Regions from separate parts of the Homo sapiens genome. Here region 2 is linked to region 1. Evidence: chromatin contacts called from ENCODE Hi-C or POLR2A ChIA-PET data. All regions are on one chromosome and are shown on one strand. Each heading gives the region's core, a stretch centred on a gene start or an enhancer-like site at or near the end of the contact. The rest is flanking DNA. Distances are from core to core; before and after follow the strand shown.

Region 1 (3,348 bases), core at 281-2,780:
ATTTATTACTCCCATTTTCTAAGAAAGGTAGGGATGGTAAAAGCCTTAAGAAACTCGGGGAGAGACTGAAATGTAGCTAAATTAGAGCTTTAAAATAATAATAGTAAATGGTATTTTAGGAGAGAGGGTAGACAAGAGACATCCTGATATAAAAATAGTGCTTGGTTATTTGATAATCATCTCTCCTTCCAGCTAACGCTGTTTGCTGCGAGAGGAGTTTGGGATGTGTGTTCTCCACCATCATACCCCTATTCACCAAATACTATCGCACAATCAGCTACAGTACCCATTATACAGAGATTCCCATACACACTATGGTCACCACAGGCTATCCACCTAAAGCAGGTCCTTAGAAGGGAAATCTATCTTGCCCCACGCCCAGAAAAATAGGCGGAAAAAAGTTCAGAGCGTTTGGCTTTTGCCATAACCCCGTTATCTTAAGGTTGGGTTGGCAGGTCTCTGTTGTCATGTCTGACCCAACCAGGCTCCCTGCCTAGTCAAGTAAGAGGCGGGATTAAGCCTCCTGGTGAGCATTCCCTATTTATTCCAGCCAAGAGGATCAAGAGGAAACCTTGAAAAAGTGGAATGTTCCACTGGGCCCCCAGAGAACGCCAATCAAAATGGGGAGGGAGCTTTTAGAAGCTGGCTGACTCCTTCGTCCCTGTGTGCTTACCTCAATGAATTATAAATAGAGTGTGAAATAATTGTCACTATCGGTAAATGTCTAGTGTTCATACAACATCCCTCTCCAAGGAACCCAAAAGATTGAATAAATGACTTTCCATGACTCTAGGGGCAGCCCGGTGGAAATTGCAATGAAGCTGATGTTCTTTTGCTTCTTTCAATGGGGAAGAGAGAGGCTGGGGTAAATGGACACAAGCGGGCCAGGAGAGTATAACTCGGGGGCCAAGGTCACAGACTCAAGGGGTCAGGAGCAGACCAGAGACCCCTTCAGATCTGGTCTAACGCGGGTTGGTGTGAGGAACAGAACCACATCTGTACCTCCGATGCTGCTAGCGCGCGCGCACACACACGACGCCCAGTGTCCTGCCTGTCCCCGGACGTGTCCTCTTTCCTAAGGGGCCCCCGGGGCTGCGAGGGCACAGGACAGCACAGCACCTCCACAAAGCGCCCTCTCGCCAGTCGCCAGGCCACGCGGCCACGCGCACGGGAGCCCCGCGGGGGACCCGGCCCCACCACGCGCGGGCGGCCCGCGGGCCCCTGCTGACCTTCCTCTGCTGCTTCTCCCAGGCTGGGTCCAGGAGCAGGTCGCGGTCCCACTCCTCCTCCTGGATCATGTACTCATCCTCGTCGTACACGTAGTTGTACTGCACGCCGGGCTCTATCTGGTTCATGGCGCTCGGTTGGCCGGGGCTGCGGCGGGGCGCGAGGGGCTCGGACGCACGGGCTGACTGGCAAACGGACCCACGGAGGCGGCGGGCGGCGGGCGGCGGGCGCGGGGTGACCTTCGCGCGGCTCCTCTCGGGGCGACACGCCTGGGCGCTGGGTCTCGGGCGAAGCACCAGCTCCGGCTGCGAGCAGCTGCCGCGCGGCTTAATAGCCGCGCCGCCCGTCACGTGGCCGCCCGGCCACGCCCCCGCCGCCACCGCCCCCGGCCCCGCCCGTCGGGCCCCAGCCGCCCCGCCCCGAGCACGTGCGGGCGGACAAGGGCGCCGGGCCCCTCCACTGTCTCCCCTGCAGCCGCCGCCCAGAGGCCGCCTGCACGCCTTCCGCCGAGGCCTCCGGGAACGTGAGGGGAGCGGCCGGCCCCGAGCAGAGCCACGCCTGCCACCCACGCTCTGAGAGCGGCTGGTTAGCGGCGCGGGGTCCGTCGGTGTCCCGGGTGGGTGATCGCGAGCCAGGGGAGGGACACCTAAGAGGCTGGGTCCCTGACCACCCCAACACAGCCAAGTTTTCCAAATATCATTTGGATATTCGCGTTTTCCATATATTCCCACATATTCATTGGAGACCCCTCTTCTCTCTCTCTCATCTCTCTCTCGTGCCTCTCTTTCCGCTCATCGGTCCCTCTCTCTTGTGTCTGTCTCTCGTCTGTCTCTCTCTCATCTCTGTCCCTCTTTCTCCAGTGTCTCTCTCTCATAGATCTCTCTCATATCTCTCTCTCATCTCTGTCTCTCCTGTGTCTCTCTCACATGTCTCTCTCTCCTCTCATCTCTCTCTCTCTCTCGTGTCTCACTGTCTCTCATCTGTCTCTCGTGTCTCTCTCCTCTCCTCTTCTCTCCTCTGTCTCTCTCTCCCGTGTCTCTCTCTCTCTCGTCTCTCTCTCTCTGTCGTGTCTCTCTTTCTCTCTCTCATCTGTCTCTCTCTCCTGTGTCTCTCATACCTCTCTCATCTCTGTCTCTCTCTTCTCTCTCTCTGTTTCTCTTCCTCCCTCTCACACACACACACACATACATACATACAGGCCCCTAAGGAGTAAAGTTTAAAAGCTACAGAACCCCCCTCTTCTTTCTCTCCTCCTCACCCTCACCTGGGGAAATCAAGGCACAGGATTTGGATCCATCCTATTAAAATGTTAGGAACCAAACCAAAGGCAGGAAGTGTCAGCTCTCACCTACCGGGCATAAATTTAAGAGAGCTGACAATGAAGGGCAAGCGGCCAGCTTCGTGTTATATTTCCATGTCGCCCTGTGGGTTGCACTTAACGCCTTTTCATCCCCCTAGTGCTGGCTAGCTGTTCCCTATCAGTTATGCTGCCGCAGGAAGCAAAATGAGGACCCTTGGGACAAGTAGGCTGAAATTTTTAAATCAAATATGTATTAAGCAACTACTGTAAACCAGAGGTTGCCTTAGGCACCAGACGAGCTGATGGGATGCCTGCCTGCAATTCAGTTTATATCTCAATTGAATAAACGTTGCCCACAGATGCTACAGAATTTTTTGTGATTCAGGGCTACTAATTTGTGGACATGTTTCAAGTTGAGTTTGTCTGGATTTATCATTGTTCCTTAGAATTTTTACATCACTCACCGTTACTGTTTGGGGCTTTATGCAGAAAGATAACAATTAGCAAACAGGTTGCATTAACTTTGTTTTGTTTTGTTTTGTTTTGAGATGGAGCTTCACTCTTGTTGCCCAGGCTGGAGTGCAAGAGCACGATCTCGGCTCACCGCAACGTCCACCTCTCCGGTTCAAGCGATTCTCCTGCCTCAGCCTCCGGAGTAGCTGGGATTACAGGCATGTGCCACCACACCCGGCTAATTTTGTATTTTTAGTAGAGACGGGGTTTTTCCATGTTGGTTAGGCTGGTCTCGAACTCCCAACCTCAGGTGATCCACCTGCCTCAGCCTTCAAAAGTGGGGATTACAGGTGTGAGCCACCACGCCC
Region 2 (3,348 bases), core at 522-3,021, 330 kb before region 1:
CAAAAAAAAAAAAAAAAAAAAATAGCTGGGCGTGGTGGCAGGCACCTGTAATCCCAGCTACTTGGGAGGCTAAGCAGAAGAATCACTTGAACCCGGGAGGCACAGGTTGCAGTGAGCCGAGACCACACAATTGCACTCCAGCCTGGGCAACAAGAACAAAACTCCATCTCAAAAAAAAAAAAAATTTAAGAGACGAAGTCTCACAATGTTGCCCAGGCTGACCTCGAACTCTTGGACTCAAGCAGTCCTCCCACTGCAACTTCCAAGGAGCTGGGACTACAGATGTGCACGACTGCACCCAGCTCAATTGACTTCTGATGAAGGTGACAGGTAATTCAATGAGGGAGAGAATCATCTCTTCAACAATCAGTGCTGTAACAAATGGACACATATGTGAAAAATAACTTTGTCATACCTCATTTCATATTCATCTGCAAAAATTCACTCAAAATGATCATAAACCTAAATGTAAAAGCTAAAGCAATAAAACTTCTAGAAGAAAACTTCAGAAGAAATGTTTGTGACCTTGGTTTGTATCTAAGATATCTCAGAGAGGACAAAAAGTACAAACTGTAAAAGAAAAAAAGTTGATAAATTGGACTTGATCGAAATTTAAAACTTTTCTTGTTAAGAAATTAAAAAGGCAAGCCAAAGATTAGGAAAAGATATTTACAACACCCATACCTGATAAAAGATTTGTATTGAGAATATAAGGAATTCTTCTAGGATAATAATAATAAGACAACTTTTTTTTTAAGGCAAAAGATTTGAACAAATAAACTCACTATATTTTAGGAAACTTATTTTTGTTATGGTTGAGACAGGGTCTTACTCTGTCACCCAGGCTGGAGTGCAGTGGTGCAATCATAGCTCACTGCAGCCTTGAACTCCTGAGTTCAAACAATCCTCCTGCCTTAGCCTCCCAAATAGCTGGGATTACAGCTGTGTGCCACCATGTCCTGCTAATTTTTAAAAGTTTTTTGTAGATATGGAGGTGGGGGTGTCCTGGGGGTGTTGCCCAGGATGTTCTTGAACTCATGGCCTCGAGCAATCCTCCCACCTCGGCCTCTCAAAGCGCTGGTACAGCCATAAGCCTCCATGCCTGGCAGTCTCCTCTTCTTATAAGGACATCATTCATTGGATTAGGGCCCATCCGAAGTCCAGAATGATTTCACTGTGAGATCCTTAACTTATTACGTCTGCAAAGACTCTGATATCCAAATAAGGTCACATTCTGAGGTTCTGGAAGAACATGAAATTGGGGGGCACACTATTCAACCTGCTTCACTCACCATCCTAAAGTTTATAATAGCATTTCTATTATAATTTATAATAGGAATTAAGAGTTTTACTTTAAAATTTATATATACCATTTATATATTCCTAAATTTTTCAGCAAAGTTTGTGTCACATTCATTCATTCATTCATTCACCAGACAAACATTTAGGGGACATTTACCATAGGACATAGGAGTTTAGGCTCTTATCCTAAACCTAGGTATCATTCCTACCCCTGAGTTCTTCACAATGATTTTGTACCTCTCCTTCCAAAAGGAATCATCTGGCAGAGAGAGCATTTCTCCCAGGCTGGAGTTATTTTCACACGTTAGTTTTTAAATTAAAACAATAGTAAAGTGCACTGACATTTTGTTCCTACAGCATGTGGAGTAATATTTTTATGGTTACTCTGGCAACCACAAAGGCAAGAGCAGCAGGGGGGAAGGAGCAGAAGGGCTGGCACGGGTCACTGGGAGGTGGAAGGAGCACCTCGCTGCGGTGTGCTGGCTCGGGTCCAAACAGGACGGGGCCGCAAGACCAGCTACTGCACAGAAAACGGCCTGAATCCCCAGCCTGAGTCATCGTCCCATGACTGGAGAACATGGACAGATTATTTTCTCAAGAAACTGGTGATAAACCAAGGGCTGCAGGAATTAAGATCTAGTGCTAAAAAAGAAATGTTTACATAGGGCTAGATATCCCGTCAGCATAGAAAGGGCAGTTGTTGATTGAACTACTATTTGTAGACGACAGGCACATGCGCTGCCAAGTCCATAGCGACTAAAGTGCTGTCAAGGACTTGGTTTTGCCAGTGCACCGGATTCCGGGACAAAGTCTGAGCTAGGTCATATGCTCTCTCCTCTCCCTATGCTTATGAAACATGGTCCTACCCCTAATTAGTCAGTCCCTGTCTATTATGGACCAACTACGTACACAGCACTGATCCAGGGGCTTTGGAAACACTTTTTTAAAAAAGCGTTAAACAGACTTTGCTCCAGCCAATGACATAATGCAAATGAGACAAATAAAATAAAATTGTGCTTATGCAACCTAGGTATTTCACCTTCTGAGTCTTAAAAAAAAAGAGAGAGAGAGAGAGAGAAAAAAGAGGGAGGTAGTTTGGGAAGGGAAAATTATGCAAAATCTTGTTGAAAGTCAACATGTCCTAATATTAGTGAAGAGTATGAGCTTGGCTTCACATGGTCCTGGATCGAACTCTAACTTTCACTCGCCAGCTAAATATCCCTATCCTTGCAGGTTACTTATATTTATTGACCCTTTCATCCCTCTCATTTGTAAAACGGAAAGGGAGATTCCTACCTTGTGGGTTTGCAGTGAGAATTAAATGAGAACATGTGTGATGAGCACTAATGTCATATCCGGCCTCTCACAGAAACTCAGTAAATGGTAAACGTCACTGTTGCTGTCGTTCATGGATTCAGTCTCACCCTGGGCATAGCTTGGGACAGGGACATGAGGCCATAGTGATTGAGAGCACCGAGAGGCTATGGAAGCTCACTTCTGAGGCCCAGTCCCCCCGGCAAAGTGCAGCATCCGAGGGACACCAGAGTCTCCGAACCAGAGGAAGTACAATGGCCATCAAGGACAGGAACTACCTAAACGCTCAGCCATCCTCTGAGACCTATTCGATGAGGTATCTGGCTCAACCACTTAGTTCCTACTACTAAGATTTTCTGATTTGGGGAGAAAAAGTGGTGAGTGGAAACCTGCTGGTTTCCCCCGGGACCTGGGGGTGACTCTGGAGCCCTCCTCTCAGTCTTCGCTCTGAGTCTTCGTAGAGGAGGAACAAGCATTCCTCCTCTACCTCAAGGTGTGGGTTAAGTGGGAAACAGGAGCTCGGTTGGGGCTTCAGGAGAATGATCCAGGGCCTGGTTGTGGGAAGTTGGCCAAAAGAAAAGTAGGGTGACCCACAACAATGTGGGAAGGAAGAGTTCGTCCTTTTCTCCTTGGCCATCGTCTCTATAACTTAGCAAAATCAACTTGGCTGAATGAGAAGTTGTCTCACCCCTCTGTTAGGTTAGTCACTCAATAACAATTATTTTTAAGATC

What was found. A loop is a pair of places that touch in the nucleus more often than their neighbours do. ChIA-PET counts read pairs that join two places held with the same protein, here RNA polymerase II (POLR2A). Pooled maps may share reads with other maps.
Region 2: a loop to region 1 is called in a map of ascending aorta, with 2.9 times the contacts of the local background. The contact joins the enhancer-like site here to the promoter of ACTN2 in region 1. A Hi-C loop is called at or near these places in 1 of 168 maps with a recorded cell type or tissue (ascending aorta) and 4 of 50 pooled maps. POLR2A ChIA-PET finds 5 or more read pairs at or near these places in 1 of 52 experiments (T-cell).

Annotation. Positions count from the first base shown.
Region 1 is chr1:236,684,681-236,688,028 of GRCh38, reverse strand. ACTN2 (actinin alpha 2) reads right to left here and starts at 1,530. Exons shown (of 21, transcript NM_001103.4): 1 at 1,230-1,530. The coding sequence starts at 1,355. RefSeq lists a silencer at 1,585-1,674.
Region 2 is chr1:237,011,619-237,014,966 of GRCh38, reverse strand. No RefSeq gene overlaps it. Among named protein-coding and RNA genes, the nearest start is that of MT1HL1, 8.9 kb to the right of the region's middle. RefSeq lists an enhancer at 1,422-3,348. Within about 2 kb of position 1,771, at least 13 of the 41 ENCODE cell types and tissues checked have a DNase peak (open chromatin) inside an H3K27ac peak, as active enhancers do; they include ascending aorta, where a contact is called at or near this core.